Regions from separate parts of the Homo sapiens genome. Here region 2 is linked to region 1. The links are chromatin contacts, found by POLR2A ChIA-PET in ENCODE. All regions are on one chromosome and are shown on one strand. Each heading gives the region's core, a stretch centred on a gene start or an enhancer-like site at or near the end of the contact. The rest is flanking DNA. Distances are from core to core; before and after follow the strand shown.

Region 1 (6,450 bases), core at 2,461-4,960:
TTGAACCCAGGGGGCAGAGGTTGCAGTGAGCCGAGATCGCACCGCTGCACTCCAGCCTGGGTGACAGAGCAAGACTCCGACTCAAAAAAAAATAAAATAAAATAGGCCAGGCATGGTGGCTCACGCCTGTATTCCCAGCACTTTGGGAGGCCGAGATGGGCAGATCACAAGGTCAGGAGATCGAGACCATCCTGGCTAACATGGTGAAACCCTGTCTCTACTAAAAAAAAATACAAAAAATTAGCTGGGCATGGTGACCGGCGCCTGTAGTCCCAGCTACTCGGGAGGCTGAGGCAGGACAATGGCATGAACCCGGGAGAAGGAGCTTGCAGTGAGCCAAGATCGCGCCACTGCACTCCAGCCTGGGCAACACAGCACGACTCCATCTCAAAAAAATATAAATACAATACAATACAATACAATACAATAAATACTATACAATAAAATAAATAAATACTAAGAAAGATAATACTATTAACTAAAATTGGATGGTGAAGGGCACAGAGGAGAGAAGGAGGAGGTTTCAAGTTCTTTCATTGTTGCTCCAAATAGGAAACTAATAGTCAATGGCTAAAGAAAAAGGGGACCGAGGTGTTATATGAATACTGATATAAAGGTAATAATTACAGGCCAGGTGGGGTGGCTCATGCCTATAATCTCAGCACCTTGGGAGGCCAAGGTGGGCAGATTGCTTGAGGTCAGGAGTTTGAGACCAGCCTGGCCAACATCTCCACAAAAAATACAGAAATTAGCCAGGCATGATGGTGCACACTTGTAGAGCCAGCTACTCGGGAGGCTGAGGTGGGAGGATCACTTGAACCCAGGAGGCGGAGGTTGCAGTGAGCCAAGATCATGACACTGACTCCAGCCTGGGTGACAGAGTGAGACCCTGTTTCAAAAAAAAACAAAAACAAAAAAACAAAAAAATCGCCGGGCAAGGTGGCTCACACCTGTAATCCCAGCACTTTGGGAGGCCAAGGCAGCCAGATCACCTGAGGTCAGGAGTTTGAGACCAGCCTGACCAACATGAAGAAACCCCGTCCCTACTAAAAAAAAAAAAAAAAAAAATTAGCCAGGCATGGTGGCGCATGCCTGTAATCCCAGCTACTCGGGAGGCTGAGGCAGGAGAATCACATGAACTTGGGAGGCAGAGATTTTGGTGAGCCAAGATCACGCCATTGCACTCCAGCCTGGGCAACAAGAGTGAAACTCCGTCTCAAAAAAAAAAAAAAATAAATAAATAAAAATAAAAAAAGAAGAACAAGCAATAACAAACAAGAATTTAGGAGAACTAAACAATGATGTTGATGAGCTTGCTTATTTATTTATTTAGAGATGGGGTTTCACTCTTGTTGCCCAGGCTGGAGTGCAATGGCGTGATCTCGGCTCACCTCAACCTCCACCTTCCCAATTCAAGCAATTCTCCTGCCTCAGCCTCCCGAGTAGCTAGGATTACAGGCATGTGCCACCACGCCCGGCTAGTTTTGTATTTTTCGTAGAGATGGGATTTCTCCATGTTGGTCAGGCTAGTCTCGAACTCCCAACCTCAGGTGATCCACCTGTCTTGGCCTCCCAAAGTGCTAGGATTACAGGCGTAAGCCACTGTGCCATTCTGGTGAGCTTATTCATAAGATGGGTAAAAAGTTTGTGAATTATTTATTATAAAATTGTACGTGATGGTGTATCAGTTATCTATTACTGCATAGCAAATTACCTCCAAAATTTAGTAGCTTAAAACAACATACATACATCTCATAATTTCTGTGGGTCAGGATTTAGCAGCAGTTTAGCTGGCAGGTTCTGGCTCAGGGTCTTTCATGACATTGGAGTCAAGATGTTGGCTGGGGTTGCAGTCGTCCAAAAGCTTGGTAGAGGGTAGGGGAAGAGGTTGGAGGATCTGCCTTCAAATTAGCTCACTCACATAGTTCTTAGCTAGAGGCCACAGGGACCTCTTCATAAAGTTTCTTGAGTATCCTTATGACATGATGACTGGTTTCATCCACAATAAATGGTCCAAGAGAGGAAGGATGAAGCCACAATGCCTTTATATGACCTAGTCTTAGAAGTGACACACTGTCAGGCCAGGCGCAGTGGCTTACACCTGTAATCCCAGCACTTTGGAAGGTCGAGGCAGGAGAATCCCTTGAGCCCAGGCACTCAAGACCAGCCTGGGCAACATAGTGAGACCGTATCCCTGAAAAAAAAAAATTAGCTGGGCATGGTGGCATTTGCCTGTGGTTCCAGCTACTCAGGAAGCTGAGGTGGGAGAATCACTTGAGCCTGGAAGGTTGAGGCTGCAATGAGCCATGAAAAGAAAAAAAAAAGTGACATACTGTCATTTTTACTCAGAAGAAAGTCCAGGCCGGGCACGGTGGCTCACGCCTGTAATCCCAACACTTTGGGAGGCTGAGGCGGGTGGATCACCTGAGGTCAGGAGTTTGAGACCAGCCTGATCAACATGGTGAAACCCTGCCTCTACTAAAAATACAAAAATAATTAGCTGGGCATGGTGGCGGGTGCCTGTAATCCCAGTTACTCTGTAGGCTGAGGCGGAAGAATTGCTCGAACCCGGGAGGCAGAGGTTGCAGTGGGCCGAGATGGCGCCATAGCACTCCAGCCTGGGCAACAAGAGCGAAGCTCCATCTCAAAAAAGAAAAAGAAAAAAAAGAAAATCCATAAACCCCACCCATGTTCAAGGGGAGGGGCGTTTCACATTTTATAGGGAGAAGCATCAAAAAATTTGTGGGTTTTTTTTTTTTTTTTTGAGATGGGGTTTCACTCTTGTTGCCCAGGCTGGAATACAGTGGTGTGATCTTGACTCACTACTGTAACCTCTGCCTCTCGGGTTCAAGTGATTCTCCTGCCTAAACCTCCTGAGTAGCGGGGATTACAGGTGTGAGCCACCATGCCTGGCTAATTTTTGTATTTTTTAGTAGATATGGGTTTTCACCATATTGCCCAGGCTGGTCTAGAACTCCTGACCTCGTGATCCACCCACGTCAGACTCCCAAAGTGCTAGGATTACAGACGTGAGCCACCGCACCCGGCCTGGAATTTGTGGTTTTAAAACCATCACAGATGGTATACTAAAAGTAAAAATTTGGATTTTTTATTAAAACAGAAAATTGATCCTTGAGTATATAGTTTGCTGTCAATGCTCAGATAACACTAGTTTCTTTTCTTTTCTTTTTTTTTTTTTTTTGAGACGGAGTCTTGCTTTTGTCACCCAGGCTGGAGTACAATGGCATGATCTCGGCTCACTGCAACCTCCACCTCCCAGGTTCAAGCGATTCTCCTGCCTCAGCCTCTTGAGTAGCTGGGATTACAGGCACCTGCCAGCATGCCCAGCTAATTTTTTGTATTTTTAGTAGAGATGGGGTTTCTCCATGTTGGCCAGACTGGTCTCGAACTCCTGACCTCAGGTGATCCGCCCACCTTGGCCTCCCAAAGTGCTGGGATTACAGGCATGAGCCACCGCGCCCAGCAACACTAGTTTGTTAAATTACTAAAATACTTTTATACAAGAGCCTGTTAACTTTCTGAGTCTTGTTTCCACAGTAGTCACTCAACAAATGTAGAAAGGGAAGGAAGGGAATATTTAAAAGTTGTAGCAAGAAATACACAAAAACTACATTTGGTCAGCATGACTCATTAATGGGAATGATCCAAAATTATCTGACTCATTGGAAGGTAAAGACCTTTGGAGGATAGTGCAATTTTCAGATTTGGACTTTGTCCTGCTTGGGCTTAAAAGGGCTTTGCCTTTATCCAAAGCCTCAAGCAGAAGACAGAACAAGAGGATAAGGATAAAGTCTTTCTTGCAAGTATGTGGTGATTATCTCCAACTAGGATGAAAGTTACTTATAGAAGACAACATCGGGGCCAGGTGCGGTGGCTTGCGCCTGTAATCCCAGCACTTTGGGAGCCGAGGAGGGTGGATCACAAGGTCAGGAGATCGAGACCATCCTGGCTAACGCGGTGAAACCCCGTCTCTACTAAAAAATACAAAAAAATTAGCCGGGTGTGGTAGTGGGTGCTTGTAGTCCCAGCTACTCAGGAGGCTGAGGCAGGAGAATGGAGTGAACCCAGGAGGCGGAGCTTGCAGTGAGCTGAGATCGCGCCACTGCACTCCAACCTGGGTGACAGAGCAAGTCCCCGTCTCAAAAAAAAAGGAAACGATATCTTTTCTTCTTTTATCTACTTTAGCTACTCAGTGAATGAACTGTCTGGCCTGGCGTGGTGGCTCATGCCTGTAATCCCAACACTTTGGGAGGCCAAAGTGGGTGGATCACTTGAAGTCAAGAGTTCAAGACCAGCCTGGCCAACACGGCGAAACCATCTCTACTAAAAACACAAAAATTAGCTTGGTGTGGTGGTAAGTGCCTATAATCCCAGCTACTCAGGAAGCTGAGGCAGGAGAATTGCTTGAATCTGGGAGACAGAGGTTGCAGTGAGCCGAGATCACACCACTCTGTCTCAAAAAAAAAAAAAAAAGAGAACTGCCTAACAGAAATAAATATTTTTAAAATATGGTCAGCTTTTATTTCAAGTAGTAATTTATAATTACAAGAGTGCTGAAACCAAAGCCTTGGCTCCCAATTCTGCTATGTAAATGAACTAATTAAAGTTCATAGTTTTAATTATTTTTCTTTTTTTTGAGACAGGGTCTTACTGTCATCAGGCCAGAGTGCAATGGCGGCACGACCTCAGCTAACTGCAGGCTCCATATTCTAGTCTCAAATGATCCTTCTGCCTCAGCTTCCTAAGTAGATGGGACTACAGGCATGTGCCACCACCCCTGCCTACTTTTTGCATTTTTTTGTAGAGTTGGGGTTTTGCCATGTGCCCAGGCTGATCTCGAACTCCTTGATTCAAGCAGTCCATCTGCCTCAGGCTCCCAACGTGCTGGGATTACAGGTGTAAGACACTGCGCCTGGCCATGGTTCTAATTCTATTCACCTGCTATACAAAAACCCAGGTTTAGCAGCTCCTGACATTGTCTATTAATTACGAAAACAAAAACAAATTAAGCAACCCTAAAGCACAATACTATACTTCCCTAATAAATCTAATGAAAAAAATCTCCCAATGAAAGGAGATAAACTGAACACATCTGGGATTCCTTTCAGGGTAAAGAATCTGTGGATGACTCTTTTAGAACCAGCTCCCAGAGCTCAATTGTCATGAACTTCCATCACATTTAAATGAGTGGAATAAACAGTTTGCTTTCCAGATGAGGTCAGTTGCCACAAGGATGTGGCCGGGATGAGACTGCTGACCTTTTCTCACTCCTTGGGAAGGCATTGTACATTTTCATTCCAAAGCATCCTTTTTTTTTTTTTTTTTTTTTTTTGAGACGGAATTTCACTCTTGCTGCCCAGGCTGGAATGCAATGGCTCAATCTTGGCTCACTACAGCCTCTACCTACCAGGTTCAAGCGATTCTCCTGCCTCAGCCTTCTGAGTAGCTGGGATTACAGGCACCTGCCAACATGCCTGGCTAATTTCTGTATTTTTAGTACAGATGGGGTTTCACCATGTTGGCCAGGCTGGTTTCAAACTCCTGACCTCAGGTGATCTGCCCACCTCGGCCTCCCAAAGTGCTGGGATTACAGGCGTGAGCCACCGTGCCTGGCCGCCAACATTCTTTAACATGGTTCAGTGTTCCACGTAGTCCTCTTACCCAATGGACCTAGCTCGGTGGTGTTCTTTTAATGTTAGGATCTGGAAAATGTTAACGATGTTTTTGACAACTACAATACCTAAAACTTTTAGCTATTTTCACTCTACTTTTCCCAGTTTCTTTACCAAGATAGAATATTTTGAAGTATGGTGGCGCATCACTGGAGTCCCAGCCACACGAGAGTCTGAAGGGGGAGGACTGCTTGAGCCCAGCAGGTTGAGGCTGCAGTGGAGCATGATTGTGCCATAGCACTCCAGCCTGGGTGATAGAGCAAGGTCTCATCTAAAATATATATATATTACCGGCATGAGCCACCATGCCCGGCCTTGTATGTTAATCTTAAACCCAGCCTCCTTGTTTTTTTTTTTTTTTTTTTTTTAAGATGGAGTCTTGCTCTTGTCGCCCAGGCTGGAGTGCAGTGGCACAATTTCGGCTCACTGCAACCTCCACCTCCCAGATTCAAGCAATTCTCCTGCCTCAGCCTCCTGAGTGGCTGGGATTGCAGGTGCCTGCCACCACGCCCAGCTAATTTTTGTATTTTTAGTAGAGACAGGTTTCACCATGTTGGCCAGACTGGTCTCGAACTCCTGACCTCAGGTGATCCACCTGCCTCGGCCTCCCAAAGTGCTGGGGTTACAGGCGTGAGCCACTGTGCCCGGCCTTGTATGTTGATCGTAAACCCAGCTTCCTTGTTAAGTGCAATTACTATTTCTAATAATTTACGGTTATATAATTTGGAGCTTTCCACAAAGACAAGCATATTCTCTG
Region 2 (6,450 bases), core at 2,023-4,522, 270 kb before region 1:
ACACAGTTTGCTGACCCCTGACCTAGGAGATAAACAATAAAGGAGGGCCTGGTTGGGCACAGGCACCTGTAATCCCAGCACTTTGGGAGGCTGAGGCAGATCACTTGAGCCCAGGAATTCAAGACTAGCCTGGGCGAAAACAGCAAAACTCTGTCTCTATAAGAAATTAGCCAGGCCTAGTGGCATGTGCCTGTAGTCTCAGCTGCTGGGGACTGGAGTTTGGGAGCTGAGGTGGGAGGATGGCTTGAGCCTGGGAAGTCAAGGCTGCAGTGAGCCATGATCACGTCACTGCACTCCAGCCTGGGTGACAGAGCGAGACCCTGTCTCAAAAAAAAACAAAACAAAACAAAAAAAAACAAGCCTGTGGTGACCCCCAGCTTTCCCTTTCTAGCTTAAACTAATGAAAAGGCTGTGGTATCACAAAATAAAAGGCAAGGGTTTCTGAGTTGTTGTTGTGGGGGTGGCTAGAAGAGAGTTTAGTTTTAGACAGCCCAGATGGAACTGCTAAATAGAGAGCTGGATACAAATATGGAGCTCAGAACAGAGGTCAGGGTTGGAGACAGAGATCTGGTAACCACCAAGATATGAAAGAGTTAAAACTGTGTCCAAGGGGAGAATGTCGAAAGAAAAGAAAGTTAGCTATAATCATGCAAAACACCAGAGAGGGAGGTAAACAAAAGGAGTCTGTGAAGAAAACTAAAAATGAAAGAGATGTAGGCATATTTTAAAATGTTAAAGGACAACAGAAAACTAAGTTGTGGACCTTGACTTATTGCCCAGAAATAATACTAAATCACAGATGTTTCAGAAAGGCAAAGAGGACTGCCTAAGGACAAATTCCCATCGTTCCGATAAACAAACCTTGGCTGCAATTTCCAAGAGGCCAATTGTTACAAGGTCTCTTCCCTAAAACAAAGGTTTGCTCATTGGCCTAGTCAGGCTACTTCTCCTACCCTGGCACCAACCCATTCTTCATAAAAGCCATGCATGGAAGAGGGAACGAAGTACCAGATGGGAACATTCATTCCTCACTTCTGAGGGTTCCTTGCATGAATCGAGGTCCACCAGTTGTAACATCTTTAGCATGTCTTTGCCACTTAGATCATTCTATCCTGGAGAGGGAAGCAACTGACTGACTGGTAAATTTGGGATAAATAGTCTGTTCATGCTCTTCTTCCTCATACGCATAAGCTGTCTGCTGAAGCTGCGTTGAGTGGAGGGTCTGCATACTGCATATGACCTCTCCAATCCAGCACCACTGTGCCCACGGGGTAGGTCTGAATAATGATGGAATTCACTTAGCAAACCAATTTGGCTCTAACCTTAAGCTGCTTCCTTTACCATCACCTTTATCAGTAATAAAAGCAATATTATGGCCCTCATCTGCTAATAGTTTGGTTTTTTGCCATTTATCCAGAACCCGTGTGGAGAAGAGAGGTGCTATTTATTGGCCTTTCTAAATCATAAAATCAGGTTTAACTAAACAACAATCTAATTTTAGATTAATCTAATTATCTATTGTAATCTTAATAAGATAATTCAAGATTTTTTTTAAAGGTTACATTAGTTTCCTGTCTTACTTTTATATGAAAGTTTCTTATCTATTTTGATGGAGAAAGTATTGTCCTTCACATTTGTTTGTAAAATGAAACAGGCAAGACCAACCAACAATAAAGACACAATTGTGACTACAGTTAATTCTGAATGTTCCATTCACTTTCAGATTGCAAGATTTTGGAAAAGATTTCTAAGAACCCTTAATATCATCAAACATAGTCAAGGAAATTATCTTAAATATACTTATCTTGAAATGCCCTCCAAATACTTAAATATGATTCATAAATATTTATCTCTGGTCACTTTTAAAAAGCCTAAGACAAATTATTTGAATAAATGAATTTAGTGATTTCATGCAAAATACTTCCACAACAGCATACATCACACTGTGACATTTTTAGTCTGAAGAAGGGAAAATACACATTCTGCAAAGGGAAGAAATGTAAACAAAATTGGACTAACCATTTTTAAAGACTGCCTCCTGTCTGGGTTCTGTCTGTTTGAACTATGCCAATCATGGGATTCCATTAGAAAAATAAAATTGCCCTGAAACAGTACCTCAAGTGATTAGTGCTACAATGGGCTTTTCTACAAATCATTCCAGACACTGTCCAGGGCTCAGGGCACAGCTCCTCTACTGTTTCCAACATCTATTGCACATTTTAAAAGATAAGGTTATAAGACTGGGTTGTAATAAACACACTGAATGGGTCTGTATCTACACTGAGTTGTAGGTGGCTACAGACCAGGGTAGGCCAGGAAGAAACAGAATTTGGAATGGCAAGGCAGGTGGAACAAGGAGAGCAGCATGCGCTACTAAACTGTAAGCAACTTGATCGATACTCAATCTTATTTGTCTCTTTACAACCTGAAGCACCAGCACAGAGCTTTACACAGTAGGTGTTCAAGCAGTTATTTGTTTAATGGAACTGACTGTTATGGCTGATGAAGCCAGAACTCTGGCTTCTGGATACGTGGCTGTATTTGGGGATTTTATGGTATTTACCTCTTCTGGATTATGACCTGATAGTCTGTGGTAGATTTAAGGGGATGCCTAAAAAGGATACTTAACCATTTAGTTCAGCTGGAATGGAAACACAGAACACCCTCTGCGGCTTTATTTCTTAGAGCTCACGTGCAGAATGGCACATGCCTGATCAGTTTCTGAGTGCCAAGAGTGTTCTCTGTTTTAACAGCACACTCTAGCCAAGATGCTGACACTGGGCATATTCTCCAACTTTCACCTGTCTCCTAGAGCTGCTCAGATCTGATTTAATACTGTCCATGGCGAGTCACAGCTTGAGAGGGGCTGGATCATAATGCTCCATGAAAAGCATCTACTGAAGTAAATGTTAATTTATGGAAGGAGGCACTGAGACACCAAAATGTTTTCTGTTATTCTAAATTCTGTCAGCACAAAGGAGAACCTGTAACCAACATTTTAAGGAAACTAATTTTATAGACTTTTCAGCTTACAGAATTGATAAATTAGAGCTCTAATTTTCATTATCTGGGATATGGCAAAGGTGGAGAATGGAAGAGAAGAGATTCAGAAACAGTCAATGTAGTAACCTGGAAGGCCCTTCAACAAAACTGAGCCTGTGTTTTGTTCATTTTCTTATCCCTCAAAGCATCTAGCAGGAGCCTTTTGCCAAAGGCATTCAGTAAATGTTTTCTGAATCAAGTTGTTGCGAAAGCATTCTCAGCACACACCAATCCAGCATGCCATAAGTTTAGCAACCCTTAACTCTCTCCCTAGCAAATGCTTTCAGTTCCCCTTATTGTGAAATATTTTTCTTCTAGGAAATATATTTTAACTTCACAATATATAAATGAGAAATGCCAGAATCTCCTACAAGATGTAATTTTAAAAGGGAGGAGGGCATGTACTCAACAAAGTTTGAGGAAACTGTGGTCTTAGTCTGGGGATAATATTTTTATATCAACACATAATAGACATTTTAGCTTTAAAGAGAAATGGAACACACATGAGGATAAAGTAAAACCCCCAAATTTGTGATTTTTTTAAAGTTGTGCTTCATTTTTACAAAATGAATGAAGACAAATATAAATATTTTACGTTAAAAAGCAAAGAACAACCTAAGCAAAGCAATATAACTGGAGCTGTGTTGTAACAAACTCTAAAGAGAAGGCTTCGGCAATGCTGTCACACAGCTGCATCCATAAATGTCTTTTCCTAAAGGAATAGTTAAACTAAAAGTTGAACTGGAAAGACAGATGCATCTTTTAAATAAACTTCCAGGCCTGGCTGTATGTTAAAGTTACACAAATAATTAAAATGCCTAGGTCTCAGGCTGGGCGCGGTGGCTCACGCCTGTAATTCCCACATTTTGGGAGGCCGAGGCAGGAGGATCACGAGGTCAAGAGATCGAGATCGAGACCATCCTGGCTAACATGGTGAAACCCTGTCTCTACTAAAAATACAAAAAATTAGCCAGGCGTGGTGGCACACGCCTGTAGTCCCAGTTACTTGGGAGGCTGAGACAGAAGAATCACTTGAACCCAGGAGGCGGAGGGTGCAGTGAGCCAAGATCACGCCATTGCACTCCAGCCTAGGTGACAGAGTGAGACTCCGTCTCAAAAAAAAAAAAAAAAAAAAAACGCCTAGGTTTCAAAGGTCACAGATAATTCGATTCCCATCTACCTATAGCCAAAGCCTTTCAAAAGGCTGCCAATAGGCGGGGTGTGGTGGCTCACGCCTGTAATCCCAGCACTTTGGGAGGCCAAGGCAGGGTGGATCACCTGAGGTCAGAGGTTCGAGACCAGCCTGGCCTTCATGGCATAACCCCATCTCTACTAAAAATATAAATTTTAGCTAGGCATGGTGGCGCACACCCGTAGTCCCAGCTACTCGGGAGGCTGAGGCAGGAGAATCTCTTGAACCCAGGAGGTGGAGGTTGCAGTGAACCGAGATCGTGCCACAGCACTCTAGCCTGGGTGACAGAGTAAGACTCCATCTCCAAAAAAAAAAAAAAAAAAGAGGCTGCCAATAATAACATATTCTCTTTGAGACCTTCCCTACTACCCCATCCTTCCCCAACCCCTCCACTACATTGCGATGGCATTTTCTTTTCATACCTCTATTATCACTTACCTCAATATACAATCATATTTTAATTTCATTGTTATTACAAATTGGTTCTTGATTAGACTATAAGCTCCTTGTGGACAACAGCTGGGTCATAGTAATTTTGCTACATTTAATATCTGCTAAATAAACAGTCAATAAAAGTTTTGTTGAAAAAATGAAGCCAAAATTTCTGAGAGAATAAAACCAAAACTTCTGAAAACCTTGTTTCACAAACTTAAATCTAGTCACTCAAAAGAAGGCTTCAAGTAACCTGAAGTATTGTAAAAAAAATTATTTGTTTATGCATCATATATCCATATATTTAATGCCTATATCTTTATTTTATTGTTTGTTGTTGTTTTCTTTGTTGGGGGACCGAGTTTCACTCTTGTTGCCCAGCCCATCGCAGTGGCGCGATCTCGGCTCATTGTAACTTCTGCCTCCCGGATTCAAGTGATTCTCTCGCCTCAGCCTTCCAAGTAGCTGGGATTACAGGCATGTGCCACCACACCTGGCTAATTTTGCATTTTTAATAGAGACAGGGTTTTACCATGTTGGTCAGGCTGGTCTTGAACTCCTGACCGCAAGTGATCCGCCTGCCTCAGCCTCCCAAAGTGCTGAGATTACAGGTATGGGCCACTGCGCCCAGCCATTTACTGCCTGTATCTTTATACACCAAAATGTCAGCAACTGGCTCATGTAGAACAATGTTCGCACTTAGTAGGTGCTCAAATATTTACTGATCCAATTAATATCGCTAGAACACTCTGGGTATTCAAATATACATATATACACACATACATATATAGAATATACATACTATACACTACAGAATGTAAAAGACAAATCCCCAAGAGATCTAGATATCAAGATTTCAAGATATCAAGATTTTAAATCGGATATCTAAAGGAAAAATCGGAGAACTTCTTCATTTTAAATCAGGGCACGGAAAATGTTCCAGAGTTGATTTTCAGAAGTGATAAAGCAATCATGACACAGCAAAACCCAGTCAAACAAGTGAATCTCTCATAAAGGAATCAGAGCACTTCATTCACTGAAGAGACAAGTTTCTACAACCAAACTGCAAAAGATTTCTGAGTTTAACAACTTGCAACAGATGTCAACACAGAAGTTCAGCTGTTACATCTTGGAAGTTAGATGGGTTTTAGACTTATTAGTTTTACAATAAATATAAAAATGATTAAAACTAAAATATTTTAAAAGACCAGCATGTATCTGATCTCTATGTATCTCTTAAAAATTATAAAAATAATTGCAAAAGCAAAATCTGTAGAGAGGTCAATATTTACCTGATATTTATATAATAACTCTTAAGATAATCATTATAGTTTATTTAAAGGTGCAGTATAGTTTAGTAAAACACAGCAGAATCTCAAGCCACAATTGGTAAAATACTGAGAAGTCAAAAGAAAACAGTCTGGTGGCCATCAGTAAGGCTAAACCATCTCTAACTGCACCTACAAAGGAGTTAAGAGTGCCAGCCATCCCTTAGAGCCTCCCTGCCAACTCACTGGAATTAACTGTGACAAGGCAGCAGGCCAAAGGAAGGAGCCCAACGAACAATTCAGGATGGTGGAATTAACATGCACATTCCCTTCCACCTGCAAATGTTTGGTAGGCTAAAAAGATATTACCAGCCACATAACACGCCCCTGGGTTTTCAGTAACAAAAAGTAATTTAATATGTCACAGTGATATGTTTGGTCTAGAGAAAGGTGCATGCTCTCAAATCTCCCCATAAGATTGAACACATTGATGGATAACAGCTAAATGCTCTCCCC

What was found. ChIA-PET counts read pairs that join two places held with the same protein, here RNA polymerase II (POLR2A).
Region 2: POLR2A ChIA-PET joins it to region 1 with 16 read pairs in activated naive CD4-positive, alpha-beta T cell. The contact joins two enhancer-like sites. POLR2A ChIA-PET finds 5 or more read pairs at or near these places in 4 of 52 experiments (OCI-LY7, activated CD4-positive, alpha-beta T cell, activated T-cell and 1 more).

The regions. Positions count from the first base shown.
Region 1 is chr12:50,301,676-50,308,125 of GRCh38, reverse strand. No RefSeq gene overlaps it. Among named protein-coding and RNA genes, the nearest start is that of LIMA1, 21 kb to the right of the region's middle. Within about 2 kb of position 3,710, at least 3 of the 41 ENCODE cell types and tissues checked have a DNase peak (open chromatin) inside an H3K27ac peak, as active enhancers do.
Region 2 is chr12:50,569,278-50,575,727 of GRCh38, reverse strand. The region is part of intron 1 of DIP2B (disco interacting protein 2 homolog B); the gene reads right to left. Among named protein-coding and RNA genes, the nearest start is that of DIP2B, 68 kb to the right of the region's middle. RefSeq lists an enhancer at 168-267. Within about 2 kb of position 3,272, at least 8 of the 41 ENCODE cell types and tissues checked have a DNase peak (open chromatin) inside an H3K27ac peak, as active enhancers do.